Linked DNA regions of Homo sapiens: region 2 is linked to region 1. Evidence: read pairs that join two places in POLR2A ChIA-PET (ENCODE). Cell type or tissue: A673. All regions are shown on one strand. Links, peaks and the distances in the headings refer to the core of each region. The heading gives the core; the rest is flanking DNA. Region 1 overlaps TENM2 (teneurin transmembrane protein 2). Region 2 overlaps TENM2 (teneurin transmembrane protein 2).

Region 1 (15,735 bases), core at 7,510-10,009:
GTGAAGGCTTCTTGATTCACTCCAACTCAACTATGAACTTGTAGGGCAAGAACTGTGTCAGTTACAGGGAGAAGTGCTTTACATGGATTTTTATCACTCATCCTCACCACAAAATCCCCATTTCCTGGGCAAGGACCCTAAGACTTAGACAGGTGAGGTGGGGTTTTCAAGGTCACAAGCAAGCAGGTGGCAGTGCTTTGCTCCTCCTCCAGGCTGTCATTACGTACCCTTGCTCCTACTCCCAAATAGGTGGAAATAAATTCCTTAAACTTGGTAACTATTATTTTAAAAACTCCCTGCCTAGGGAAGCCCCAGGATTCCCAACTCACAAATGAAGCCAGTGCGGCACATCTACTGGGTTTAGAGCGCCCAATCCCTACAACCCCCCGAGACTCCAGCACCACATCCATGCATGAGGCATTTGCAGCTAATTGCCCCTTTCTTTTTGCTCGGCTTCTGAGGGAATTTTCTCTTGGGCTAGAACTGGGATTTGCGAATCACTCTGGAATCCACAGGCATCTTGTTTGGTGAGCAAGTCTCTTAGTGTACCTCAGTTTCCACATTGTAATCTAGGAGTGAGGGAAAGGGAGTGGGTAAAATGAAGGAAAGATGAGCTGCTGCAAGAATTCCTCCTTCCAAAAAATTATCAGGTGCATCTGATGCCTGACAGTATCAAACAAAGGCCTTTCCCTGAAAGGCACCGGTACAGTACCTCCCCTTCAGGGCAAGCTTTTCCTTCCTGCCCTAGCCCTGGGTGATGGTTACATACCTCCCATTGCAGCTCTGAGTGAGAAACCCAAAGCAGCTCCCTGCTTAAGCAACAACACCAAAACCACGTGAGGGCAACAATGCTGAGATCAGCTGCGGCTGCTGCTGTTCTGTGGAGGGCAGAGCCTGGGCTGATGGTTTTGCTTACCCCAAGAAGGAACTGAGCTGCCAAGGCAAGGGCAGTGGGCCACAGAGAATAAGTGAGGCCTCCCACGGATTTTCTTTTCTTTATTTTTTATTTTTTTTGGTTCTGGGGCCTCCCTCCCTTCCTCTCAGGAAGATCCGAGCTCTGCTCACAGGCGTCTCAGCCTTTCAAGGTGAACTCTACTCCTGGAGATGCGCTTCTCGGCAAAGGCTGGGGGAGAAGGGAGGGAGGGGGGCCAGATCAAAGCTGGCTTTGAAGTGAGTATAATTTTTGGAATGTTGCTAAGAGTATAACACACAGTTCAGCAGGAAATTGGCTCTGGAAACAGCTTTGTAGTTGCTCCCCGGGATTGATGATTTCCCTGACCTGGTGGCAAAGGTGCACCACCGAGCAGTGGGGGAGATGAAGATTGCTGCTTCTCACCGATCTGATTTAAATTTTTCACCAACCAAGTCCTTTGGCTCTGACTCATTGAACAAAAATGTAGTACAATAACGTCTGAAGGTACCAACCCCCCAGAGACACCAGGGGCCTTTCAATGGATTCGGAGCTGGTTCCAAGACTGGACATCCAGGATAGAAAGAATATTTTGCTTCCAGCGGCAGACTGGATAAAGCAAGCCACGTACTCACAAAAATAGTGACGGTTCTTTGACTGCTGGCGAAGCCTCAGACCCTGCGCTAATGGACATAACACAAACTCATGCGATAATCCATGAAAAGTGTTGAGCACAGTACCCGGCACCTGGCACGTGCACGATATCTGTTATTAGCTTCTTTAATCCTCATCACAAACCTATAAATTAGGCCCTTTTTAAAATCCTCATTTTACAGATAAGGAAACTGAGGCCCAAGGAGACCAAATAACTTCTCTAAGGTCAGTCAGATAAGATAGCAGTGTGGATAATCAAATATACCTATTGCCCACATTTCTCACTCATATACCATGTCACTTGCATGGACAAGATTACTTAACAGCAAGTCTATTTTGGAAGAGTAATTACCCTCCCAATCAAGGAAATACAATCTTTTCATGAAATAAAATGCTGAGTATGTTTTCCTAGGGAAAAAGAAATACAGATCATCTTTCTTGTTAATACATAGGTTTTCTCTCTCAGGGATGCTATGAAGGCTGAAGGTGTTCTGTTCTTTTGGTTTATGCCTTTAATTTTTGTTGTTGTTTTTGTTGTAAGGGGAGGGATTGGAGAATGGGGATGAGGTGATAATTGGTGAATCGATACAGGGGAACAAAAGATTTTGCTGGGAAAGTGAGACCCACCCACATGCTTCAAATATCAGCAGAGGAACAGAGGCCAATGCCAGCTGAAGGGAGCTGGTGGTTGGTGGGGGTGTAGGGGAGAAAAGCAATTCAATATGGAGCAAATTTTAGCGAACAGGAGGGGAAAAGACACTTCCAAGAACGGATTCAGACACCTTACATGAAAGCTCAGTTGGGATGAGATTTGACCATATGTTGTAGGGATTTAATTTCTTCCTGTTTTCCTGTCTTTCCATCTCCCTTCCCTACTCCTGTGGACTACAACCCTTTCTGACAATACCACGTCTAGCTGTGCTGCATGTGTCATTTGGGGTCTACCTTTTTTTGCAGTAATGGACATTGAGATGTTAGCATCTCAAGGTTGGGGAAAAACTATCTCCATCCACTCTACACTATCATCTTCTCATCCCAATCGGGAGTGAAGGGAGGTATGGTAGGTGGGATAATGGCCCCCTAAAGATGTCCACAACCTCATCTCCAGAACCTGTGAATATGTTAACTCGCATGATATTATGAGTTAAATTGTGTCTCCCCACCACAAAGATATGTTGATGTCCTAACCCCTAGGACCACACAACGTGACCTTTTTTGGAAATAAGGTTATTGCAGATGTAACTAGTGAAGATAAAGTCATACCTGAGCAAGTGGACTCGTAATCCAAAATGACTGGTGTCCTTATGAGAAGACAGCCACGTAAAGATGCAGAGAGACACAGGGAGAGCACCGTGTGACCACACAGGCAGAGAGAGAGTGAGGTGTTGCAGCTGTAGGCCAGGGAACACCAAAAATCTCTGGCAACACCAGAAGCTAGGGAGAGACAAGGAAAGATCCTCCCTGAGAGGCTCAGGGAGCATGGCCCTGCTGACACCTTGACTTTGGACTTCTAGCCTCTAGACCTGTGAGACAACAAATGTCTGTTGTTTGAAGCCACCCATTCAGTGGTAATTTGCAATTGCAGACCTGAGAAATGAATAGAGATGGCCAGGGGGAATGAAGGTTGCAGATGAGGTTAAGTCGACCAATCAGCTGACGTTGAGATGGAGAGATTATCCTAGATTATCTGGGTGGACCCAATGTAATCATAAGCGTTCTTATAAGGGAAAGAGGGATGCAGAAGAGAGAGAACCAGAGAGACAGGAGCATGAGAAAGACTCAGTCTAATGATGTTGGCTTTGAAAACAGAGGAGGGGACATGAGCCAAGGAATGCAGGCGTCCTTTGGAAGCTGAAAAAGGCAAGGAAATTCAGCCTTGCTGACTCCTTGATTTTAGCACAAATCAAACCATTTTGTACTTCTCATTTCCAAAACTCTCAGATAATAAATGTGTGTTTTTAAAGCCACATCACTGTGGTAATTTGCCATAGCAGCCATAGAAAACTATTGCAGGGAAGTAATGCTGAACTTGTACAAGTCAACTCAGAGAGGTAGAGGTCCCCCAGGCTCAGTCAATATAGGAAGACAGGGGAAGACTCTACTATCCTCCCCTTCCCATTTAAGGCACACAGGTGATTTTCCCTTCTATACACATACAATAAAAAGAGTAGTCATAATAACAACAGCTGCTAACATTTATTGATTGCTCACCAGACGCAGGCACCATTCTTAGCAGCACTTAATATACATGGTCTCTTCTAATCCTCGCAACAACCTTAAGTACTAAACTCTGTGCATATGTCCATTTTACTGATAAGAAGACAGAGGCAATAGAAATTAAATAACTTCACCTAAGTTACAAAGCTGGTCAGTTGTGCAGCTTGGACAGGAATCGACAGAAATGGCAGTTAGGTGGGCATCACAGTAGTTTCTGGAGTAAATAGACTTCCTGGGGATGGGATGGCCAGACAAGCTGGAGAACGAGATATAACCCCTCTGTCCTTTCTGTCTATAAAAGCATCAGGAGAGGAAATGTACACTGCAAGTTGCTGTCTATCTCGGTTTCAGATTTCTATTGTTTCAATTTCTCCACCAGAAACTAGCAGTAGATCAATGCTGAAGATATTCAAAATCTTGAAGCTAGTCTCAATTCAGAAATTGGCAGTAAAGAGATTGAGAAATGGGAACATGTTGCTTTTTTTCTCCCTGTTTCAAATGTAGTGCCAATATCCTGTCGAGAAAAGGATAAAAAGAGCGTCTGCATAAATAAATATGCTTTGTAACACCACTTAAACTTATTCTTCTTGCCCAATATGAAAATATGATTGGTGGCAGTATGTGAAACTTGCTTCTTTACCGCTTTATCAAAGTTTATAAAACCCACTGATCTTTGGCACAAAGTCAACACACTGAAATCCCATGCAAAGAGGATGAAGTCAGCCCATTAGAATGTAGTCAGAAACTCCAGGTTGTACTAGGAGAAGAGGCAGGTGGATGCAGAGTTAAAATGGTCCACCAACCAGCTGGCCAGGGAGCTTGGGTGAGCGCCCCCATGGTTCTCAACATTATGGCAATGCTGCTCTATCTCGCTGAGGTTGCTGCATAGTTTTTTTTCTCTGGAATGCAGGGATGCTATGGAATGAATGCCCCCAGGCCTTTTAAGAGATAGCCCTGTCATCCATCACATCATGCCTGCCTGAACCTTTCTTGCTGCTTGGCTGGTCCTGTTCCATCTGGGAATACCTTCTCCTTTCCTTGCCTTTGCCCAGGGTGTACCAGTGGCTGGCACAAGGAATATTGATGGACAAAATGTGTACATTAAGTAAATTACCCCCACTCTCTAGTTACTCTTGGGAGAAGGAAAGGTATTTTGAATTTCTATATTCAAAATCAGTGTTCTAAAAGTTTCTTATGCTTTGACCATTCCCTTTGCTTCACATCCTAACACGTAACTGACCTCTAACTGTTCCTTGGTTACCTCCAAAGTCATTCCACAGACATTTTTGGCATGCCCATGAGATGCCAGGATCTCAGGGCACAGGAATAACAGACTTGTGCCCTTCCCTTCAGGAGCTCATTGTCTGCAAAAGCAACGTGCAAAAGGACTTTCCACTCACCCACTCCTTCCTCCCACTCCCGTTGTATAATTGATTCAGTTAACATGTGTCGACTGAGTGACTACTATGTGCTACCACTGTACTACCTGCTGGAGAACAACAATGAACTGGGAAAGCCTGGCCTCTGCTCCCAAAGAACTCTATTCAAGAGAAAGCTAAGTCTGCATCAATAGATGAATGGGTAAAGAAAATGTGGCATATATACACAACAGAATACTATTTATCCTTAAAAGAAAAAATCCTGTCATAGTGACAGTAAGCCTGAACCTGGAGGACATTATGATAAGTGAAATAAGACAGGCACAGAAAGACGAATACCACCCCTCTCAATTACACGTGGTATCTGAAAAGGTTGACCTCACAGAAGCAGAGAGTAGGGTGGTGGTTACTAGGGGCTGGAAGGTGGAGATTGGGTAGATGTTGGTCAAAAGATACAAAATTTCAATTGGAATGAGGAATAAGTTCAAGATATCTATTGTACAACATGGTGATTATAGTTAATAACAAAGTATTATATACTTGAAAATTGCTATGAGTAGATTTTAAGTGTTCTGACTACAAAAAAAGTGTGCAAGGTAAGAGATATGTTAATTGATTTGATTTAGCTATTCCATAACATTATGGACATATCCATTACATACATATAACAGAATATCATGCTGTATATCATAAATATATATATATTTGTTAATTAAAAAAGGAAGCTTATTGTAAAAGAGAAACTTAAAATCAATTATTCATGGTAGTAAGCCACCATCCCCAGTTGTACGTATTTCTGTAGTCTGGTAGTGCCCTTGGAGGACAAGGACACTGCCTGGCACACAGCTAACACCAATAAATATTCGCTGCGTGAATGACTGTTGGAATTTACTTATTTCTACACGCCATGGTGAGTACTCCTGCCCCAGTGCTCCTGGAACTAACCCAAAGCACTCCAGTTGTAGTTCCAATGTGTAACCTAGGGTAGGTGCCCAAGAGATATTTGCTGATGTCATCTGAGTTTCTTTTGTTTTTGTTTTGTTTTGTTTTGTTTTTTGAGACGGAGTCTCGCTCTGTCGCCCAGGCTGGAGTGCAGTGGCGCGATCTCGGCTCACGGCAAGCTCCGCCTCCCAGGTTCACGCCATTCTCCTGCCTCAGCCTCCCGAGTAGCTGGGACTACAGGCGCCCGCCACCACGCCCAGCTATTTTTTTTGTATTTTTAGTAGAGACGGGGTTTCACCGTGTTAGCCAGGTTGGTCTCGATCTCCTGACCTCATGATCCGTCCGTCTCGGCCTCCCAAAGTGCTGGGAGTACAGGCGTGAGCCACCGTGCCCGGCCCTTGAGTTTCTCACCTCACTAACCACTCTACAACATGGATTATCATTTTTGTGAAACAACTCCATTCTACAGTAACAATTAAAACCATAGATAGTTACATTCATCCCAAGTAAAACATGATATGATTGTACCTTACTACAAAAGGAAATATAAAATTACTCTTAATTCTTGAGATTGTTGTAGTTGAAAAAAACATCAAATCTTCTAATAAGAAGTTTACGTTTTTTGAGCTCTTAATAACAGGTTTTTGATGCATAAATACGCTTTTTTCCTAGGGTTTGTTTAACCAAAAAATATGTATTCATAAATTGTATAGTCCTCAATTTAGCAGAGATCCAAAGAGAATCTGAGAGTAATGATAGGTTCTTGCTCTTATGAATTTAACTGTGCTGCCATGGATTTACTTATTTTAATGTAACTTAGGATAAATTATTCCTCTATAAATATAACTCCTTCAAGATTAGGAATTTTTTTATTCTGTGGAAGGACACTATTTAGTAAGAGTATTCAAGACAAAGAACGCAAAAAAGCGTTCAGAAACATCTGCTCCATGGAAGAGTGATTTAATAATAGTAAAACTGTAGTATAAAGGTTAGTTTTTTGGAGGAAATAAATAAGAACTGAGGTATAAGTTAGTGGAGTTCAATGATGGGTCTTTTTTGTGTAAGAACAGTTCGGATCTTGGAGCCACAAAGAAATGCAGATGCTAGAAGGTTTCTTTTTGTTTGTTTTTTTGTTTTCTTTTTTCCTCCCAAACCAAACCTACTTTGCATGACTTTATTCTTTTTGCTTGTGATGGAGGGAAAGAGGATATTTAATCACATTTTGAAGAGGCAATTATACTAGGTTTTGGAATTTTGGCTACCCCAGGGACTCACATCTGTGTGATTGTCATTTTCTGTGATTATTGCCCTGAATGGCAAGGGCATTTAATCTTGCATGCCAATTCTGATTGATTAGTAGTAGCTGCCTGGAGGACCGCTGAGAAATATTGACAGGCTCCATCTGTTCCCAGTGGGAAAGAGGGCTGTGATCGATTAGTGATGTCTGCCCTGGGTGCAAGAATGAGAAGTGTGTAGCACATGTGCCTGTATCTGCCAAAATGAAGATAATTCCAAAACCATGAGAGAACATTTTCATTGTGTTGCATTGTAGATAGATAAATTACACATCCAAAAGTACCAGATCAAAATCTCATTTTGTGGAAGTCCTAAGAGACAAGTCATAGGTCAGTATTATATAATTATAAGCCCAATCTGCCCTTCAAAAAAAATATTGACACAGAGTCTTACATTTTGTCTAGATGTGTTTATGCTGGAAAAAAAAAAAAAAAAGCCTTACTCACAATTTCAAAGCCAGGCATTAACTTTGGAAGGCATAATTTCTCCCTAAACACATGACTTTAATAGTCTATCCTCTGTTTTATCCATGAGATAAGTCTGTTCTATATTTATGTTTCTCTCTTCAAAATAAAACTACTTGTTCAAAATTTTATTTTTGATTTGCATGGTAACATCTAGGCATTTGGGTGATAATACAGTCCTCTAAACTTTGGGTTCAAATCCTAACTCTTTGTCTGTTTTTACTTAAAAATGAGATTTCTAATCTTTGCAAATGCAGATTTGATGATTGATTGTTAAATAAAGATTAGATCTTAAGGCTGTAAAAAACCTCTTAACCTAAAATGTACTGACAAATAAGAATTAATGACCACACAATTATAAATGAAGGGCAATATCTGAGTAGTGACAATGTAGATTTCATTGAGTAATTTTACAGTGGCAGTGCAACAATACTTTCAATAAAATTATTATTATTTTAGATTTAGGGGGTACATGCACAGGTTGCAGCAATACTTTTAATAATCCATCATTCCCTATAGAAGGGAGATTAAACACAAGTGATTACATTATGCAACAGAACAAAGGAAATGTAGTTAATACCGTGAAAGTAAGTCAAGGACCACACATTTGGTCCACTTCCCTTACAAAAGTCCAACTGTAAACTCGGACACAGGAGAAAGTAAAAAACAAAGCAAACTTCTGTGTGTCACCAAAGATAAAAAATATATGCTGTAAGTTTCTAGTTTGTTTCCTCTTCTTCCTTTAGAAAAGTGAATTCTCTTCCTTGAAAAAGAATAAAACTGGTTCAATTTTTACTAAAAAAAAAAAAAAAAGAGAGAGAAAAGAAAACGAAAATATAAAATTCAGCAGAAATGTCACACTGAGGAATCATAATAAGAATTAAATATTATTTAAGTCATGCATAACCACTAAAATATATGACCCCTTTCCATAAATTGAAAGGCACTCTATTCAGCAGATTATGGGCCTCAAATGCTGAACTAAGGAAAGCTTCTATGATGCCCATGGTGTGCAGACCTAAAGATTAACTCTGATCTGTGGTAGCTTCCTCTTTACACAAGCAATACACTCTGGCTGGAGAACTGCCAAGCTTGGACTTTCTTTTCTCTTTCCTCAGGGCATATTTGTTGAGAACCTATATGCTGAGGACTGTGTTGGGAAAAGAGAGAAGGAGAGAGAGAGGGAAACAGAGAGGGAGAGAGAAAAAGAAATAGAAGAAAAGCAAAGAGGGGAAGAGAGGAGGGAAGGGGAGGGGAGGGGAGAGGAGGAGAGAGGAAAAGAGAGGGGAGGGGAAGGGAGGAGAGGGGAGGGGAGGAGAGAGGAGAAGAGAGGGCAGGGGAGGAGAGAGGAGAAGAGAGGGGAGGGGAAGGGAGGAGAGGGGAGGGGAGGAGAGAGGAGAAGAGAGGGGAGGGGAAGGAAAGAGAAGGGAGGGGAGGGAAGGGGAGAGGAGGAGAGAGGAGAAGAGAGGGTAGGGGAGGGGAGAGGAGAAGAGAGGGGAAGGGAGGGGAGAGGAGAAGAGGGGGGAGGGGAGGAGAGGGGAGAGGAGAGGAGAGGAGGGGAGAGGAGAAGCGAGGGGAAGGGAGGGTAGGGGAAAGGGAGGATCGGATCCTTTTTCCTGAAAGGATTTACAGCCTGCTGAGGTCCTGCCAATTGTCTCCAGACAACATTTTTAGGCTCATCTGTTACTAACAGAATGTGTGGTTCTAACAAGAGAAAGTCTAGGACAGAGTGATTCCGAGAACCAATAATTGGCCAGAAGTATTAAATCTGCAATCAGAAGGAATGCTCTAGTCAAAAACTCACTTTGATTTTACAGACAGACAGAGATAATCAAATTGAATGTCCTCATTTTACAAATGAGGAAACTGAGGCATATGGGCACGTGACTGGCTCTCTTATGGTTATCTATCTATAAACATGGTGTCTTTATTAACCGGAGAACTTTATCTCCCCTAAGAGGTTCAATGTCATCAGCTCTATCAGATTTAATTAAGTTAGGGCATCATCATTTTAACAAATTGGCTGCATGGTTATTAATGCAAGGTTCGTGGAACTTTTATCTCTGTGGTGGGGCTGCCAGAGACAAGATGGAATACATAACTTCCTAAATTTTTTTAAATATATTTTATAATTTATTTATTGTAGAAATGGAGTCTCACTATGTTTCCCAGGCAGTTCTTGAACTCCTGGCCTCAAGCAATCCTCCTGCCCCAGGTTCCCAAAGTGTTGGGACTATAGGCATGAGATACACCCAGCCATAAATTCTTAGCTCTATAAATATGCTTTAAGAATTTATGATAATACATACATATATATATATATATATATATATATATATATATATATATATATATATTTAGGGTGATCTAAACAAAATTACTAAGGCAGAAAGGCCATCTTGATCAAGAAAGTTATTAATTTTTCCTGGCTACTATTATTTGGACCTTTTAATCAGTTAGTGTTATTAGTGACCACATTTAAAATGACAATGTTCACCTTTCGATACAATGCTTTGTAAACAAGGGTCTGTGAGTTTTTAAAGTTGACATGTAAATGTATGGAATATAGTATTTCAAACTTGTACTCTTTTAAGTTGCTATGCTTCTTTTATTTTTATGTTATTTATTTATTTATTTATTTATTTATTTGAGACGGAGTTTCACTCTTTTTGCACAGGCTGGAGTGCAACGGTGCGATCTTGGCTCATTGCAACCTCCGCCTCCTGAGTTCAAGTGATTCTCCTGCCTCAGCCTCCCGAGTAGCTGGGATTACAGGCATGCGCCACCACACCCGGCTAATTTTGTATTTTTAGTAGAGATGGGGTTTCTTCATGTTGGTCAGGCTGGTCTCGAACTCCCTACCTCAGGTGATCCGCCTGCCTCAGCCTCCCAAAGTGCGGAGATTACAGGCGTGAGCCACTGCGCCCGGCCTGCGTCCTTTATTTTAGATGTCGTCTGCTGCATCATCCAGGATGGAGGGTCTCTTTTAATTAGATTCTATGTCAGGTCTCAAAAATATCTGCTCCTCCCCACTCCCTCCTCTTTTTTTAGCTTTCCTGACTCTCTTTTTTAATCAAAGGGATGTAACGTAGCCAATTAGCAGAGAGCCTAAAAAAAGAGAAGTAAGAAACAACAGGGGGCACCATTCACATTGAACACCCCCCAATGCACAACTTTACATAAAAAACAACGTGAATGGCGCTCCCTGGAGTTGTGTACCCACCCAGAGTACACTCCTTGCCTTCATCAGATGGTCTATGTGGAGTCAAGATCCTGACTCTTAAGCCTCATTATGGACAGGCTGAGGCCAGAGTGGGTAGGAGGTGCAGGTGATTGCTTCAAAATGCTGACCTTGAGTAGTTTTGTCAAAGAAGAAATTGAGGGGTTTGATGGTGGCCACTGAGTTCAGGGTTGGTGCCTTTCTCAGAAAATCAGGGGCTGCACTTGGGCAAACAGGTGCACGGGCTAATTGTCAGCTCCCTGGTGCGGCTTGCTAGTCACTGGAGAGCAGGCTTGCACCTTAGGAGTTCTTTGAAATGTTCACTGATTTGATTGTTTAGCACCACCCACAAGAGGTTCTTAATTGCATTCCTAGAGCATTGGCTTTCTATGAAAATTACTTAAAACACAGCTTAAGTGTTAAATCTGAACTGTGTAATGTGCAATTGAGGGTTTTTATTTTATTTTATTTTTTTTAAAATAACCTCACTCCTGGCTGCCTCCTTGTAGGAAGCTCTGACAGGTTCAGTGGGAAATCTTGGGGCTGGCGCACATTATAAGTTATCTCCTGCAGGGTTGGCAGGTGTGAGCTATGTCAAATAAATTTATTACAGTCTGTGCTAATAATGAAAATTATAGAAAAGCTAGATGAAAGTGCTCTACAGCCAGCTAATTTGAAGCTACCTTACTAGACAATAACAAGCTCCTAACAGTTTTTCCTTTTTTTAAAAAACACTAATTATGCTTAATGTTCCCTGTCGCATTAGCTTTCATGGTAATTATATTTCAAAACTTTTGCAATTAGGGTGCAGTTAATATTGTGGAATATTGCAATTATTTTTCATTGTGACACCTCTATTGAAAGCTGGTGGCATAATGATCACATTGTTCAACTAAATCAGAACTGTAGAAATATGGCAAATGAACCAATTACACATTATTATTTCTAATTACAGATAATGTCATTTTCTCCACTTTTGTCCAAAAGAATTTCTCAAACACAGATATCCCAAATTCTCCTATTTGTAAAGACTCCCTCGTTTTCTCATCCACACACTGGTATATTCTTATATTAGTGCCTTGAGTGCTAAATTTAAAAAGGTCTCATAGGGATTTCTTGGATTTTCTTCCTCTACCCCTAGCCCCCTCCTGTGGAGTTTTTAAGCCAGATGCTCTCATTGAAAAATCTCAGCCTTAGCCCAGCTACTGACAGCGTGCCACTGTTACGAGCTGGTATGAACTTAGCTTCTCATAATCATCTTCAAGGATGGCTCATTTTTATTCATTCAACAGGTCTAAACTCCCATCCCAATGAAGATTCATTCGTGGTAACTCCATCTATCCCAAATACCTTCTAAATAGTGCCTATTTCCCCCTTTTCCCAGCCACAAAACGATGAGGTTGAAAGTTGATTTTTTTAGACTACCTGTGTATTCCGAACTGTCGGGAAATGGAATAGACATCGACAGAGGGTTTCTAGGAAACAGTTATGTTCGCATTTGGGGGTTTCTTTCTTTTTACCTCTGATTTTTCCACATACAACCGCCCTAGTAATAATAGTTGCAACCGTGAGATCATTTTTGGACTCAACATTTCTGATCATGTGTTTTATGAAATGCTGTCTGACTATCCTATAACCATATCCTGAAATATATATGTCAGTTTTACAGATAAAGAACCTGAAGCTTAAAGAGTTGTCCAAGATTTCATACGTACTCTGTGGCTATTAAACTGAGAGAAAGAAGCTCTTTTGACTCAACCACAGACCCTAAAGTCAAAGTGACCAACTGTCCCTTTTGCCCAAGACTGAAGGGTTTCTGAGATGAGGCATTTTCAGTGTCAGCACCAAGACAGTCCTCAGAGAACTGGCAGCGTTGGTCACCCTCCTTATGGGTTAAGTTAACTTGTCTATGAATTGGGAGTTAAAAAATGTTTTATACATTGGGCTTTCTTTAAGTTCTGAGTTTTCTGAATACAAGACAGACACAGGGGGAAATGAGAAAAAATAAATAAAAAGGTGGATTTAATCACTTTCTGATGCTGTTTTCTGATTAGCACGTAATCTCTGTGTGGGGCGGGGCTGGGCATTGTAACTCATACAAGCATGCAAGCTCGATCAGTATCCAGCGTGTGGTAGGGACTCTGTACTTATTGTTATTGTGAAATAATATTACTAATATTAATAGCTTCATTTATAGAGGCCTTATTAAATTACTTTGCTAGTTAAGTGCATTTTCTTAATTAACACACACATCAATGTACTAAGGAAAGCAGTGTTGTACTATCTTTATCCCTTCTTTACCAATGAAGAAACCAAGACATAGAGTCTAGGTGATTGCTCACCATTGTCCAGGTAGGATGTGGGGTGGCAGGTGGGGATGCAGCTCTGATGATCCTCTAACCCATGCTCCTAACCACACAGTGTACTTCAGCTAATCCAGCCCCTTGATGGTATTGACTCTCCAAGAGTTCTAAGACAAAGTATCTAATTTAGGGGAAACAATTTTCTATTTTCCTGCCTGGGGGGCATAAATAGGCATATATTTTTCTGCTTGCCAATAACCATGAGACAGCAGACAACCTTCCCAGGCACATAGCAATGCTTGGAAATTCTCTGTCATCTGGTCTAGATTAAATTGACCGCTCAGATGAATTACTATAACAGCCTCCTAACTAGTCCCCCATTTCAATTCTTGCCACTCTGCAATCCTCTATTCAGCCAGAGTGATATTTAAATACGTGTTTGAGCACACCACATCCCATTTTAAATCCACCAATAACTTCCACTGCAGTGAAATCCCAAACCCAAGCCTCTTGCCATGGCTTGCATCAGCACTTAGCCAACATTGATGTGCTTTCCCAGGAACCACTTGATAATCAAAATTCAGAAGGTCTAAGGTTGGGATTCTCCATTTCTGAGAAACTCCCAGATGCTGCTGATGCTGCTGGTGTGACATCCACCTACTATTCTGTCTCCTTTCAAACTCCTCTCATCTGCCTGGTTACACTGGAGCTGCACACATTTTCTCCTAGTTCCTCAACACAACCAAGAACTTTCCTGCTTCTTGTCTTAGATCCTTTTCCCTGCTGTTTCCTTGACCTGAAAATAGCCCTTCCACCCTCCACCCCCACCCCAGCCACCCAAACCTTGTCACATGGGTGACCGAAATTTCACTTTTCAGTTTCAGCTAAGAAGTCACCTCAAAAGCCTTTTTTTCCTCCATTCTACCTGAGTAGGCGGCTTCATGTGATTGTCTAGCTCAGCACCCTGTCTCTTTCTGGCATCGCTCTCACATTGGTAATCATTATATTTTTATTACTCCAAAATCTTAAATTTCACTTTAGAAGAGAAGCTTCGTGAGCTTAGAGGCCACATCTTTCTTGGGTACTCTTGAGCTCACAATGCTTATAACAGTGCTGGCTTGGGGTAGGTGTACAATTATTATTAGCTGAATGGATGCACCATCCAGCCAAATATAAGATTTACTCTTTTCTTGCATGAAGGCATCTTTTATATATATGTTTTCTAGTTGTTTTTGAAATGTTATTGAATATTGACAAATTATAATTGTACATATTCATGGGGTACAAAGTGATGCTATGATATATGTATACAATATGAAATGATTGAGTCAAGCTAATTAATGTATCCATCATCTCAAATACTTATCATTTATGGTAGATTTACTTAAAGTGCAACAAAACGTTCATGGGAATCACTACCATTTGAACTGCCTTTTCCTTAGGCTGTCAAAGCTGTTTTTCCCAGGAGTACAGAATAATATGTAAAAATGCCAGATTTGTTTTCCTGTTCAGAACAAATACAGCCAACCTAAATGTCCTGCTCCTTTTATATAAAGTGGGGGAGTACAAAAGCAAACTGTCACACACGATCACTTTCCAGGCAGAGCTGAAGTATTGCAATATGAAAACAGGTTCCCCTTCATAAGATACAGAGAGTGACAAAACATTTAAGTGACATCGGGTCTCATTCTCGATGAGTCGGCTGCCATAACACTTTATTTATACAACTCATTCCATTTCTCCCAGGAGTTTTACAACCGTCTTATCAGTTTTCCTCCTGAGGAGGTAACTCCATAGGACGGATTAATCCTCTTAGGCTGGGGCAGCCCCAGGAAGTGAGTTAGGAAGTGAGTTATGTTATCTGTGTCGCGGAGGCAGAAGCTAGGGGCCGAGGAGGCTGGATTGGCCTTGAATCTGATCTTGAGAAGAGTAAGGTAATTAAAACGACAAGGCAACCAACTGCACCAATGACAGAAGCAGAGTTCTTTTCTCCAGCCAGCCTTCCAGATTCCAACCCCAGTCCACACCTTGAGAAGACAGTTTCCAAATCCTTTATAACAGTTGTCGAGCACTTTTTACACTTTGCTTTGAGTGTTTAGATTTACTGAGGGTGAAAGTCTGGTATCTTTCATACTCACTGCAGCTTCTTGGGACAGAGGGTACATGCCCATGCACCCCACCCCACTCCCCACTCCACTCTCATGCACAAACACCCAGAACCTGCTCCTAAAAATCTGTTGCATGTTGGCAGAATTCCACTTAGCCTAACCCAAGATGGCCTCAAGAAATGGAAGGGGATTTGCTCCTCAAAATGAGCCTGCATAAAATGTGCAAAGGATAGGACGATTAC
Region 2 (15,735 bases), core at 5,504-8,003, 340 kb after region 1:
TAACAATTATCATTTTAGAAACATAAAAAATAGAAAAACCCAAGTACACAACCATTTCAACTATCTTATGTCCCAACAACATATCCCCGGACCCTAGGCATCTTGCAATTTGGAATTCCTATGTAAGCCACCAGATATAGAATGAGAAATGGTCCAAGAAGAATAACACTCTCTTCCCCCACACTGGCCACATTGCTGTGCCCAAAGAGGGATTGCTTAATCTTGTTAAACTCGAAGTGTCATACTCTTCATGGTTTGCCAATAGGAGGGTATGTTTTTCCCTTGGACCCAAATAAAGAAGTAATCCCCACCTCCACCCTAATGTGCTTAGGATGAAACTCTACTTATCATTAAGGCAGAGCAGAGAATGGAGAACACACAGGGGCTGAACAGAAGGCAGCTGGCCAGAGAACAGAGAGTGCTCAGATGTAGAAGGGAAAAGGGAGCTGCAAGGCCTGGCTAGCAGGGAGGGAAGTGGTGACTGGGAAATCCGGAAATCTCTGCGGACATTTTGCAGAGTGTATTGGAAGCAGCCTCCTTTAAATGACATTATTGATACAGGTTCTACAGTTAAAATTTACTTTATACAAGGGAATAAGTGGACTGAGAATTTTCTGCCAATAAAAATAAAGACCCAGTTACAAGGATGCAACTATTTCAGCACGCAACTATTTCAGCACAATAAAAACAGGGGAAGGGGCCCGAGGTTTATTGAACAGCATCTGCAAAACATTGTCAATGAGAGATAAAAAGAAATCTCCAAAGCAGACAAAAGGAGAGATTTTTTTAAAGCTACAAATGGCTATCAGTGCTGTTGTTTATTTTTACCGCTTCCTTAGTGAGGAGGTGGGTTCCCTGAGTGGATATCATTTGTAGTGGAGTGGATATGTGTGATTTAAGATACCTTGAGTAGGGTGGGGGGCTAGGTGATTATACTGGGGTGACCAAGTCATATTAATATTTCTTACAGGAATGTAACTTTTATGTGACTTATTTCTCTGTGGGAGAGCTTTACATTCATATGCTTATATGACAGCGTATGATACAGTAGTTAAGTGCTCAGTTTTTGGAACCAGGTTACCCTGCCTAAGATTGAATCCCAGCTCCACTACCTACTGCTGTGTGACCTTGACTGAGTTATTTTGTCTCATTGTGTCCTCATCTTAAGATGGGTGTAAGGCTACCTGCTTCATGGGTTGTCATTAAGAATAAACAATGTCTGTGCCGTGGTAGGTCCTGCTCCCAGCACATAGCAAGTGCATCAGTAAATGTGAACTTCCATTGTTAGGAAACCCACTCAACAGCTTTTTAAAATTTTAAAAATGGATAACATGGACAATATTTCATCACCTCAAAATGGATGACTCATAAAGACTTCTTTCCACTCTGACCCTCTTTACAAGCTACAGTTCTTCAAATTCCCCTCTGGGTTTTTCCACTTGGATAATATGCTTAAAACTCAATAAGTTCTACCACTCAACTCATGAACTCACCCTCGAAGCAAGCCCTTTCTCCAAATCTCCTCACCAGTGTAAAATGTAAAATCCTTCAAGCCATTCAGGGCTCAGTTCTTCCCCCACCACAATCATTCAATTACCAATAACTTAAATACCAACCCCATATCTCTTAAAGTTACTGTTTTCAGACCTCTGACATTTCTTGATTTGTGTACTTTTGCCTGGACAGTTGCAATAATTCTTCAATGCAGCTCTTCTTTAGGCTGTTTTAGTTGTGCTGAAACACATGAAGGGCGGTGAAATGCAACACCCATTCCAGGGGGCATTCCTAGGGTTCTGGCAAGGACTGCACCAGAGATCGTAACACCGCCTTTCCCCTTCTCAAGAATGCACTTGGAATCTGAATGAAAGGAGAATGACATTATTCTACATACGACCTTGACTCTGCCCTAATCTATAAACTAGCTAATGTTTGGCAAACAAATACTTTTCTATTAGTGCCTTGTTCATTGTGACACTTCTCCCAACTGTCGTGACACAGCCATTGAAAACAGCCGTTTTAAGAGGTTTTTTTTTTTCTTCTCCAATTCATCCTTCTTAAAATGCCACTCTGAATGACATCCATTCCCAATAGTTATTGATTGGTCAATTGAAAGTCTGTTTTATTTCATTATCTTATGTATCGGCTTGCACATCATCTAAGGTTCACAATTCCTTAGAGAATCAAGTGCAGATTTGTTTGCCTCAACTTCAGTCGCCTCTGTGGTTTGACACCAACCTATCCATGTAAACACTGGTTCTATCCCTACTGCACAAGAGCTTACTGTCCGCCCAGCCTGATGCATATGCATCCCTTTCAGAGCCTCAAGTACATTATTCGTTCTGTTTAGAACGGCCTTTTCTCTTTCATATCAACATATTTAACTCCAATCTTTTATCAGAGACCAGGACAGGTTACATGTCCTCCACAAGTATATCCTTGACTTTCTTGGTTTACATTGATGAAACTGTTAATTCCCATAGCTATCACAGTGCTCTCGGATGTATCATAATTAGGAGCTGGGCTTTGGGGTTAGTCCTAAGTCCAAATTCCCACCCTGAAATTTGTTTCCTAATTGTGGAACATGGGTCAAATTCTTTTACTCTCTAAACCCTGCTCTCCCCATCTGTAAAATATTGTGAGAACTTAATAGCTAATCCATGTAAAGCTATTATATAATAGCTAGTATATAGCTAACACCTACCCAATAATGAAATAGTTCATAGTAATGGGAATGCTTCTTAAATGACAGGGACTTATCATTGCCTCTAATTTCTAACCTTGCAACAACTCACCAAATGGCTGTTGCTGGAACCATTTTACAGACAACAAAACTGAGATTTAGCAAAATTAACTTACCCGACATCACACAAGGAGCAAATGGCAAAGCCAGGATATTAACCCTTGTCTTCCTACCTTCTAGTTATTTTTATCCATGTCAGGCATTCAGACTTAGCTTATGCCACATTGGTTTATTATTACTTGGCTTTTCTGGTTTGTGCCCCGTTCTTCCATATATGTTTAAATTAAATGAGAACAATATTCACATTTTAAACACTTTGCATCTTTAGTACCTCCCACAATCTGTAAACAAAGTAGCTTGCTTATTCGGTAAATATTTGTTGAGTGTTTGATCATCTATGCTCATGGGGATTAAGTTTTTAAACACATTTAAATTCAGCAACACTTTTTTTGGGGAAATGTTTTCATCACGTTTTCCACGAAAATCATCAAAATTATACAAAATAATATAAAAGACAAACATTACATATGAATGATGTAGCTATGGCTGCACAGATAGAAACAAATGCAGTTCTCTGCAAAAAAAAAAAAAAAAAAAAAAAAAAAAAAGCTGTAGGAAGGTGATACTCATTGATTTCGGTCCTCATACTTGGCATTTACATTCTGCTTGAAGATGGGCCCCTCAGGCCACCCATTCCATGCATGGAAAAGGAAAAGTTATTAGCTGATAGTCATCCTTTTAAGGTTACACAGAAAGACAGAACTAACCACACAAATACCCACAGCGTTTAATCACCTTTAATTCTTTCTTTTTAAGTAAATGCATTAATTATGTTCTCTTTTATTTTCTCTCTGGCTAAGTCTATATAATACTAAAACAATCTGGAACAACATAAAAAATTCCATCAACCTATGTGATGTTTTTCTGTGTACATGGTGATGAACAATATTGTTGAATTTTCAACAAGTTGAATAAATGCTTTTATTTGAAATATATATTTTTATACACACACACACACACACACACACACACACACACACCATGGTCTCTGCCTGTCTGTGCACAAATGAAAAACAATAGAACTAAGATAAAGAACTGCCTGTGCTCCCCATATTAGGATAATCAATGGTGTCACACACTTACTGTCTTGAAATATTTGCATAAACTTCATGAAGTCAGCGTGTTTTTATTGTTGTTGTTGTTGTTCACTGCTATATTCCTAGTAGCTAGACCAGTGCCTAACACATGGTGAGTGTTCAGTATATGTGGGTCTGATACATGAATGAGCCATTCAATTTTGCCTACATTCATCTATTTCTAGCAGTGTTTTAAAATCTGGTCTATACACCTCCAAACACATTTTGTACCCTGCTATCTCCCTATGTTTTCCTTTTGCATGGAAGGATTTGTTAAATGTATGCTATCCTTTGTTCAAAATAAGATACTTCTCCAACCAAAAATATTTTTTCTACATTATATTAGCTCACAGTAAATGCTCTTTCCTCCCATGTCTAAGCACCCATTGCCGAGAACATTTTAATACATATAATTTTCCCATTAATCTTGTCCTGCCTTTGGATATCTCATACCATTGGTGAACTGTTATTCTTCTAATATTACTAGGTCTTTTTTATTTGATTTATATCTTACTTCATCACATAGATTTTAAGTATACTGAAGGTTACATGAGCGAAGTATTTTTTTTTTTTGTACAATATATATTGCTATTCCTTTGAGTACTACCTTGTACCTAGAATGCACTTATTAAAAAAGACATGTTGATTTGGTGGGCATGCAATTCTGATGGGCATGCAATTCTGTCATTCGGAAATTATGTGAAAGAGCTTATAATACAGTCCCTGGCCTTTTAAAAACTGTTGTTAAAATACAGCTAGTATAATGTAAAAGTGCATAATTTATTTGTAGCGTTTTTACCCCTGGGGTTGTATGAAAGGCCATTTATTTATTTACTTTGTTATGTATTTGTGTGTGTGTGCACATGCTGCGCATCAACCAGTGTTCAAGTTGGTGTCAAAATTAGCTCATCCCAACAAATTGAGATTCTTGTGGTAGGAAGAATTAACAACTGCCCTCTGGAAGCATATCGTTTTCCCCCAATCGTTTATACATTAGTTGGAAGTCAGTTTGTGTTGACCCATGGGCAGCTAATCCTCAGAGAGAGAGTTCTCAATTCTATAGGGTCTCTTCTAGGAGGTCATTTCAGGCCCAATTATACAATCTCTCTCTTCTACGAGGTTTGTTTTTCCTTAGGGTGAATATGATATGAAAGAACATTGTGGAAGAAACCTCATCTTAATAAGCCTTTTACCTTGGACAAAATAAGCTTTCTTAAGAAAGATTTTTCACCCTCATAATGCTTCCTTCTTGATTCACTAAAGATTCATGCTCCTGAAATTGCCTATATATTTTTTCCAAAAAGAAAAAGAAATTCTCCAAAATAAGAAAAGAGCATAACCTTTGAAGTTTCAAAAAAGCCCTTAATGTATCTTTCTTATTTGTAAAGATGAGATAATTTGGGTCGATTTTTATATCCGTTTCCAAACTTGCAATGAGTATATAATGTGATTAAAGGTTTGTGATATAAATAGTTTTCTGAAATTAGTTTATTGGCTTATTATAATTATATCAGATCTTATTTAGCCAATTAAAACAAATTATTTTGCTTATAAAACTGCTCACATTAATTAACATGTTCTGGCATTTTGGTTTTTGTCTGCTGAACAGAAGTCTGTCTTGTCTGTTTTCCATTTCTGTTTTGCATAGTAATTGGAACAACCCCTTAAGTGAAAACCAAAGTAGCGGAGCCACCTTATCATAAAGTAAAAATGGAAAGCAAATCAAGAGAGAACCTTAAATCTCTGCTTCCCATGGTGGACCGAATAGAGTTGGCCTCAATGAAACTCTAAGTAAGAATTTACGTTCCTCTCCATTGAGTTGAATACAGGCTTTGGTGGACTATTTGGTTCTTGTTACTGATGTTTCTCAATATGGAACGTTTGAAAGCATCCAACCAGAAGTTGCACAATGATCACAGCCTTGAACGTATTCATCAGAAAAACGCATTCACTGCTACAGGTTTTATTTTTACAGGAACCAGTGTGCTGCACTGTTTGCGAGTTTCTTCAATGCTCTTACCCATGACAATCACAAAAGCAATTCACAACCTTACTTATCAGATAGTTCTGTTTTACAATAATCTGGTTGCTATTTGTAAAATCCAGGAAAAAACAGTGCAATTTCTGATGCTGAATATCTGAAAAGCTCTGGAAGCTGCTAGGAAGAGATATGCACTAAAATATGTAATGTGATGGAATTACAACAGACAGACATTCTGGAGGGTGTACACTCTAGTGCATCTCAGAGTACGTGACATCTAATGGCGCTACTTTCAAGATTTGCAAAGAAATTCTGCATTTAAACGGCTCCCTTCCACTCACAGTTTTCTTAGCTCCCCTATTTAACTCTTTCATTAAAAAAAAAAAGAGAACTCTCTCAAAAAGAATGATCAACCAAAACAATCGCCAGTGAATAACTGTTTCCAGAACAAAATGAAAGTAGGGATCTCAATGAGATCATTTATTTCATGAGCTAGTTCCTAAAACTTTAGATGTACCATAAAAGCAAAAACATCTTTCTGATGAGAATTTAACTCACACAAAAAAGTGGTGATTTTAACAGCTGACAAATCCCCTATAATAAGGGGCTTAAACAACAACAACAAACAAACAAACCACTTTTCCAGTGATTAGTCTGTGCAGATGTCAAAGAAAAGTGCCATACACTCCCTTAAAGAATATAGACGCCAGTTAAATCTTTTTGGGTGTTTTCATGACCATATATTAGTGTGAGAGCAAAATGGGAATAACATACACCACTGAGAGGCAGTATAGTGCAATAGATAAAGTGATTGAATTTCAATCCCTGATCTCAGCACATAGCATTAGCTAAATTACTTCACCGCTGTCTACCTCAACTTCTCCGTCTATGAAATGGGACCAGTATCTCCAAGTTTCTGATAATAAGATAAACAAAAAACATTAGCATATTTATAAAGGCAGATAGCCCTATCATTTCTTTGTGCAGTTAAATTCTACCAAAGCTAAATCTACTCTAAGAGGAAAAAGAATTGCATTATGGAAGCTAAATGTTGTTCCGGAAGCTGCTGGGGCACCAATTAATAGAGTGATGTAATAAACCACTCAATAATCCTGCACTGGCTGAAAGAATTAATGCAGCTCACCTCTGTTGCTGTGAGTGCAATACCATGTACTCAGAGGGTGCTCGATAAATATTAGCTGATGATGATATTGACAGGGTGCTGTGTAGTCACGGCACTAAGTGAATTGCTAAGTTTACAATTGTACAGAAAACTCGTTGAATAATTATTGGCAATAAAAGAAACCTATCCCTGACCTCATTTACTATATTATGACATCATCTCACGCATAATAAGACCATCACCAATCCCTGGAAGCTTAATAGCCTTGTCCTACTGACTTGACACAATAAAAATAAGGTCATCCTGTAAAACATATTTAGAATTTGGGTACTTCTTAAAACTTTCATTGTTAGCACTCTGTTGCAGTCTATCACCATTTCTTTTCTGGATTTTGTAGCGCCTCTCAATTGTTTTCCATGATTTCTACTTTAGGCCCCTGTGGCAGTTCCTTATGCTGGGGATTCCTAATGTATCTTACCTTCGTGTATTCACAGTCTTGTATAGTTCTCTCTCATACTGACTCTGGGATTGGCCAGACTCTGGGATTGGCCATGACTTGCTTTGGCCAATAGGCCATTAACAAACATGATGCAAGAAAAGGCACAAGAAGTTCTTGAGCATAGGGGCTTGCCCTGCTGGAAGAATGCCATCCCCATGAAAGAAAGCCTTTTCTGGCCTCCTAGAAGATGAAAAACCAAGAGGAGGGAAACGCTCAAATATTTCATGGAGTCCAGCCCCCATGAAACCCACCAGCTAGATGAAACTGTACAAGTGAGTACAGGCAAGTCCCCCAAAAGAACTGCCTGTTGGACACACCAGAATGTGAGCAACAATCATTTCCTCTTGTTTCAATCTGCCAAGTTCTGCTGCATTTTTTATCTAGTAATAAATTACTGATACATCCCCTGCTGATTATTTCCAACTCTGCTAATCAGGGTGATTCTTTTACAATGTAAGCCAGATAATCTTACTCCTCCTCAAAGCCATCTATGAGCTCCTTATCTCAGAGGAGCCCAAGTCTTCCTAAAGACTTGACTTTCTAAAGACTTGACATGCTCTGCCCTTCCCTCAATTTATCCGATGTCAACTCCACTAATCTCTCCCTCACTTTTCTCTTTTCAGCTGCATAGGCCTCTACCTCAAAGGTTCTTCTTCATGAACATGGATTACTTTCACACTCTGTTTGGGTGTTTCCTCCAAAATCATTTTTTCTCAGCAGGGCTTGCCCTGATCAAACTGCATCATCTCCTTGCCCCCAATTCTCCATCCTCCCTTTCTGTTCCTTTCCATTGCACTTAAGACTTCTAAATCACTATATGGTTTACTGATTTTGGTCACTGTCTGACTCGCTTTCTCAGAATGTAAGCTTCAAGAGGGTCAGAAGTTGTCTTTTTGGTCCCCACACTTAGAACAATGGCTGGTACATAGGATAGACTTAGTAAGTACAGTCGTGCACCAGTTAGCCATGGGGATACATTCTGAGACATGAATCCTTAGGCGATTTTGTCATTGTGCAAACATCATAGAGTGCACTTACACAAACCTAGATGGTAAACCCTACTTCACACCTAAGCTGTATGGCATAGCCTGTTGCTACCAGGCTTCAAACCGGTACAGCATGTTACTGTCCTGAATACTGTAGGCAATTATAACACAATGATAAGTATTTTAATATCTCAACATGTCTAACCATAGAAAAAGTACAGTAAAAACACTGTATAGAAGATAAAAACGGTTACACTATATAGGGCAGTTCCATTATAATCTTATGGGACCACTGTTGTATATGAGGTCTGTCCCTGACTGAAATGTTGTTATTTGGTGCATTACCGTATTTGCTAAACTATAAAATTAATACTTCTGGTTAGGGTGCCCAGGGCTACAGATTGGGTTCTATATTTAATGGCAATGCTGAGATTGGATAGACTCTGTAAGGACACACAGTTGGTGCAACTTACAAAGATTTACGAGACATCACTTGGCAGAAAACAGAAGTAGCCTTGTGGTCAAGGAGAAGAGAAGGTCAAGAAGGTTCTTTGGGAAGTATTTCATCAGAAGGTCTTTTCACAGGTGGTGAGAACCACAATCAAAAGCAAAGAGAGGCGAGTACTCACCAGAATAGCCACCATGGAAAGGCTAAGGAGGAACCCAAGGGAAGAAAAGGAGACTCTCCAAGCCTGCTTGAATTTAAAAGGCAAGTGGCACAGGGAGAAAGATGCCTCCAAAGGGTAAATCTGATCTTTTTGTGGAAGACAAAGTTTATGATGTGCTTGCACCTTTTTCAGGAAAAGCCTAAAAATAAAGCCAAATATATCTGAGGCTTGGTCTTTTCATGCTGATATCAGAGTTGAGAATGCACACTGAGCCAACATTGCTACAGTACCTAGGCATGTGCCCAGGGATGTGACACACTGGCATTTAGGCTCCATAAACATGTAGATCACAAGTGGTAGGCTTGCTTTTTCTTTTTCTTTTTTTTTTTTTTTTTTGAGACAGAATTTCGCTCTTGTTGCCCAGGCTGGAGTGCAGTGGTGCGATCTCGGCTCACTGCAACCTCCGCCTCCCAGGTTCAAGCGATTCTCCTGCCTCAGCCTCCCGAGCAGCTGGGACTACAGGCGCCTGCCAACACGCCTGGCTAAATTTTGTATTTTTGGTAGAGACAGGGTTTCACCGTGTTGGCCAGGCTGGTCTTGAACTCCTGACCTCAGGTGATCCACCCGCCTCAGCCTCCCAAAATGCTGGGATTACAGGCATGACTTGCCACCATTTTCTATTTGACTGATCACAAGGTTGGCCAAGCAGCAGTCACAGGCTTCCATTTGAATACTTCACATTCTGAGCTCTTCTCAGGAGAAAAGGTCCATCTTACAAAGGCACAGTCTAGGCTGGCAGCGTGGCCTCCAGCTCTCAGTTCAGGTGTGTGGACAATAATTTACCTTAGTTAGTGCAGAACAGACGTGACCTGGGATGACTTCACCTCACCAACTCAATCTTTGTGCAAATCTTATCTGAAACCATCCATTTTCCTCCTTGCCCACACCTCATTCTCCCCATTGTTCTGCAATTATTTATTATCTGGGTCCGTAATTGTATTGTTTCTAGCAGCCATGCAAACTCTATTGTTAGGGGGAAAAAATGCCTCTTTGCCCAACTAGATTCTCTTGTGTGGGGAATAAAGGATGTTAGAGCTCTTAATATACAGCTCTCTATGTTCAATTTTCCTAAAAACGAAAATTGCCAAAAAGCAAAGCATGCAGGAGACGGATGGATGGATGCCATCGCAGCCTCACGCTCCTGCTGATGGATGGTGTGCCCTGAATGACTGGGAGCACTCACTAACTCACTGCCATACCTCCTGCTTTCAGGGAAGCTGGCACAGCCATCCCTTCCAAGAGCGAATCCCTCCACGCTCACCATCTCTTTAACTGCCTCACTTAGTCATACCCGGCCTTTTCCAAAACCAAAGCACCAACAGGCACAGAGACTATCCCAGCCCAGCAAATGACGAAGCTGAAAGGTGGCGCTAGGACTCTGTCTCTCTGTCTCTCTTTTTATTTTTACGGTTCTAATGTATACATGTTAGCATTTGATCTCACTTAAAATATTTACTTCATGATTTGTGGTAGGGGAAATGTCATTAAAAAAAATTCCTTTAGCTTAATTACAAAAGATGTAAATGTGGTCTCACTTGCAGAAAAAAGTTACTCTTAACAATGAGGTGTAAATTGGTGTCTGCTTAATCTATTCACAGCAGGAATAAAGCCTAACACTCGCCTCCTCACCCTTATTTTTGCAGTAGTACCTGGGAAATTAATACCTTCTTGGGAGCTCTTGCAGCATCTCTGATTTTTTAAGGGAAAAACAACATAGACGTTTCATCTTGATCTTTCTACCAGCTGTAAGGACATTTATTTTGCTCCATTTTGGGCAACTGTTTTGAACCACGGACCACAGTTACACTGTCTGACCTCCGTCATGGGCAGCAAAAGTTCAGCCTTCTCCTCTTCCTCTAACAATTATGGCCTCCTGCACATCCCAGAATGGAGTGAAATTAATAGGGGAACCAGAATGTTATTTATACAATGACCTTGGGCTCCTGGGGGAATTGCAGGCCCTATCCTTTCACTTATGATGTTTTACATTTCAAAGAACCTAGCTCTCTTTGATATTAAAGAATGAAATGTGCAATGTAATTGTTATTGTTTTATGACCTTTAATAGGTTAATCAGGTTGCATCAGGTTTTCCAGGGTGTGATTCTGTACCAAAGGAAATGATTTGCCTCATAGTAGATGGATTCTGACAAAAGGGCTCAACATTAATATTTGAGAGGATGAATATACCAAGGTACCTAAATCCTCAAGAAAAAATGGTGATTTTGCTTACCTCAGTTCCTCTGTGGATAATAGCGATTTCTCAACTGGCATGATTGACATTTTGGGCTGGATCATGGCTTGTTGTGGGGCTGTCCTGTGCATCACGGGCTGTTAGGCAGCATTCCTGAACTCTACCCACTAGATACACACAGCCCACCTTCTCCCCAGTTCATGACAATCTAATGCCTCCAGGCAATGCCAACTGTCCCCTGGGGAGGAAAATCAACCCCAGTTGAGAGCTATGAGGGTAATTTTTTAAAGTTGAGGTGGGGATGTTCTTTTTGGAATTATGATATAGTATAGAACCTACTGGCTGAAATGATAATTCATATAGTAGTAGCTAATGTTTCTTGAGAGCTCTCTGTGAACCAATTAGCACCATGCCAATTGCTTTATATGTTTGCTCCCATTTGATCCTAAAAACAAACCTATGAGATAGCAATTATGATCTGCATTTTACAGTTATGGCAACTGAGGCTTAGAGGAGACAAATAATGTGCTCAAGACTGCCCAGCTGTGAAGTGGAAGAGTCAAATATGCCTAAACCCAGAGCTCCCTTACAGGTGGCACTCTTCCCTTTCTGGTGTACATACTACCACTCTCCCTGTGGTTATAATCCGAATATCTGCATTAAATTCAGGAGTTGATCAAGTACCACTGTGCTAGGAAAATCACCTACATGCTAAACAGATCTAAGAAAAAAAAATAAGGCGATGCTTGCCCTCAACTGTCGCATGCAAAATGAAGAGTATAATACAGAAATAGGTAATAAAAGGTAAAATGCAGTAAGAGAGACTAAAGAGGTTAGAGACGGAGTGCTCTGGGACCACAGCCTTCAATGTACACAAGAGTCACCTGGGGTGGTGTTAAAATGCAGGTTTTGATTCAGTAGATGTGGACTGGAGCCTGGGATTCTGTATTGCTAACCAGCTCCTGGGTGATGATGGCACTGGTCTGAAGACCTCACTTCAAGCAGGTCACTGTTACTGTGCTGGGAAGTGTAGCTTCCATGCATTTGAGAAGTGAGGCACAACAGTACGGATCTGAGATGCCAAGGAAGCATCGCCACAGAGTGGGAGGGGTGAGAGGAGGGGTGGGGATTGCCTTGGTCGTGAGAGCCACCCTTGTCTGTCAGCCCTGCACTTGGAGCAAATGTGGAGTGCCTGCATTTGTCGACCACCCACATATACAGCTAAACATCTGCTATTTTTAAAGGACAGATATTAATTTGAAGCACGAAAACACCTACCCATTGAACATAACTGATTTCTGCAAACACATTATATTCTCATGAACAGTTTCATACTTTTGGAAGAGAAGACTTCTTTCTCTCCAAAATACTATGATATGGGATACATAAGAAATATCTCCATGCCCCCTTACTCCCACCCCTACAGGCACTGAGATATGAATGGCTGTGGAGCTGCAATGGGCCACGCATGTATTTAACAAGGAAAAAAACTACAGGTGGGAGGCCAAGAACAAAAAGAGATTTTTTTAATCCAGTGAAGATCACTATTAAAATGATGGTTCTGAGGACTGTAAACTGCATTACCATTTGTTTAGCTGTGCTCAGAAAGTCAGAAACCAAGTCCTGTAATAAACATTCCTAAAGCAATGGTTTGAGAACTGATCTCCACTAATGGTTGTGGCCTCTTCACCCAGTCCACAGTGACCATGACAGATCACAAACTGTTTTGTGACATCTGGATTTGACTGGGGGTCAGAATGAAGGGGATGAATTTTGAGTCACTTGGCTTTCTGGGCATATTCAGCTAATTCTCCATCCACATTGCAGGGGGACACAACGGAGGGATGATTTGCTGGGATGTAGAGATGGACCATAGTTAATACAAAGGCTGAGACGCTGAGAAGTGCAACCAACCAACTACTGCCATATTCTACTCAGATATGAAGTGGGAGGTCTGAATTGTATATATTTGAGGTTATGGGTGTCACAACCATTCAAACTGCATTGCACAATGATGGAGTAAGATTGTGAGTTTATGTTCATTCATTAAGCTCCCACTATGTGCCAGGCCCTGGGATGTATAGATCAACACTGTTGCTCCTGTCCTCAGGGGCTAGCTGAGATAAAGTGTTCCCCATTCATGAATCATTTGTGTTATACCTTGATGATTTTTACTGCTGACTGTACCTAATTGATATGTACTCAGTTTTTTTTTTTTTTCCCTTGGACCAGCAGTCCCCAACCTTTTTGGCACCAGGGTCTGGATTCATGGAAGACCATTTTTGCATGGACCCAGTGGATGGTGGTGGTGGGGATGATTTCGGGATGACTAAAGCACATTACATTTATTGTACACTTTATTTCTATTATTATTACATACTCACCATAATGTAGAATCAGTGGGAGCCCTGAGCTTGTTTTCCCGTAACTAGATGGTCCCATCAGGGGGTGATGGAAGACAGTGACAGATCATCAGGCATTAGATTCTCATAAGAAATGCACAACCTAGATCCCATGCATGCGCATTTCATAATGGGGTTCATGCTCCTATGCGAATCTAATGCTGCTGCTGCTGATCTGACAGGAGGTGGAGCTCAGCTTCGCTCACTCACCTGCCACTCCTGCCATGCAGCCGGGTTCCTAACACTACTGGTCTGTGGCCGGGGGGTTGGGGACCCTTGCTTTAGACAATTTCAGTTTTTATACTTTCAATTTGGCCTCATCTTAAGTAACAATATCTGTGAAATTATGTGTTTGAAGTACTTCTCAGGAATGATCAAACCAGTTGCTAAAATATTAAAATAAACTTCTGTGACTATTGGAAGACAAAGCCTACCTCAGCCTTGGGAGTGTCTACCACCACCCTGGGACTGTGGCCAAGCCTCATGGGCTTCCCCAGGATCCAGAAAATTCAAAGTCAGACCAGGCACAGGCTGGAGCTTCTAGCATCCTGATGCCACACTCCAGACAGTGTCTGTTCTGACGGGCTTGAACCCATTCCTTAGTGGTTCTGCTTCCAAAAAGCACTGAAGGTTTCTGTTTCACGGCTTTTAGAAGATCTTCTATGCAATTATCTTAAAAACAAAATAAACCCTCCTGCTCCAAAAGCCTGTTGCACAGCAGTTCCAATTACTAAATCTGCAATATGAGAAGTTATATTTTCTCCAAGGTTCAAATACTCTCTTCTGTAAAATGAGTATAATGTAAACATTTCCTACTTCATGGATTAAATCAAGATTTTTTTCAACCTCAGCACTATTGACATGTTGGGCCAGATAATTCTCTCTTGTGGGTGACAGTCCTGAGCACTGTGTGATGTTTAGCAGCCTCCCTGGATCCACGAGATGCCAGTAGCATCTTGCAAGCCATGGCAATCAAGAATGTCTCTAGAGATTGTCTAATGTCCCCTGGAGGGCAGAATCACCCCCCTACTGGGTATGACTGAGGTAAGTGAAATAAGCCACGTACAGTCTCAGGCTAGGATCGGGCTCATATTATAACCTCAGTAGTATTCAGTGCACTTATCAAGCATTTCCTACATGCTTGGCATGCTTCCAAGCACTTTAAATCTATTGCTTCTTTAAACTGTTACATAACCTTGTGAGCTAGGCCTTGTTATTATTCCCATTTTATGAATGAGGAAAATAAATGCAGGAGAGTAAAAGTAACTTGCTTGAAATTTCATAATGAGTCACTGGCAGAGCTGGGATTTGAACACAGGCAATCCATCTCCAGAGCTCATGCTCTTAGCTTTTTTGCTTTCCTACCCTTGTAGAAGAGGAAGTCTCCACAAAATAGGCATCATGGTGACAATCGTGATGGTAAGAATATTGATGAAAATTACATAACCACACAATAGGCTAAGATTTTTATATTAAAATTATATTCCACATTTTAAAAACTCACAAAGAAGCATATAAGGTACTTGATAAGAAATTCAAATATGGATCATCCATAATTAAATTTTCACATGCCAATGGTCTGTGTACACGCACACACGCTTTTCTCAAAATGATTAGAAAACTCTCTCAAAATGATTAGAAAACTCTTAAATTTCCCAAAGCCAATAAAGATTAAAAACAAACAATAAAAAACTTAACATTTTAAATAAAGAAATGTGCATTCTGGTAGAATCCCTAATTGACATTATAAGGAGTTCAGAGAATTCAGAAACTGTGCTAACATGCAGGGCTGTCCCACTGCTGTGAGAAGACCCTTTGGAAAATGAGATGCTGTGATCAACACGGGCACCTAAAATACAAGTGAGACCAAGGGATGGGGGGTACTTGCTGCACTCCGCATTGGTGAATGAGCCTTGCATGTTCTCCCAGGGATTCTTCTCACCCCAATGTCCTAGGCAGCCAGTATACATCAAAAGCATTGACACAGACTGAATTCTACTTATCAAGG

What was found. ChIA-PET counts read pairs that join two places held together with the same protein. Peaks named below come from ENCODE experiments on the same cell type or tissue, not always from the same donor. Only the 100,000 strongest peaks of a DNase experiment are listed, where the experiment ranks them.
Region 2: POLR2A ChIA-PET joins it to region 1 with 19 read pairs; 2 of 35 experiments call an interaction of 5 or more read pairs at or near these places.

The regions. Positions count from the first base shown.
Region 1 is chr5:167,902,009-167,917,743 of GRCh38, reverse strand. All of the region lies in intron 5 of TENM2 (teneurin transmembrane protein 2), which reads right to left. Among named protein-coding and RNA genes, the nearest start is that of TENM2-AS3, 44 kb to the left of the region's middle. RefSeq lists an enhancer at 585-1,784. In A673, for the core only: no CTCF peak of the experiment used is centred there; a DNase peak (open chromatin) is centred at 8,943; H3K27ac peaks cover 1,245 bases.
Region 2 is chr5:167,556,692-167,572,426 of GRCh38, reverse strand. The region is part of intron 4 of TENM2 (teneurin transmembrane protein 2); the gene reads right to left. Among named protein-coding and RNA genes, the nearest start is that of TENM2-AS4, 96 kb to the left of the region's middle. In A673, for the core only: a CTCF peak has its summit at 6,609; a DNase peak (open chromatin) is centred at 6,646.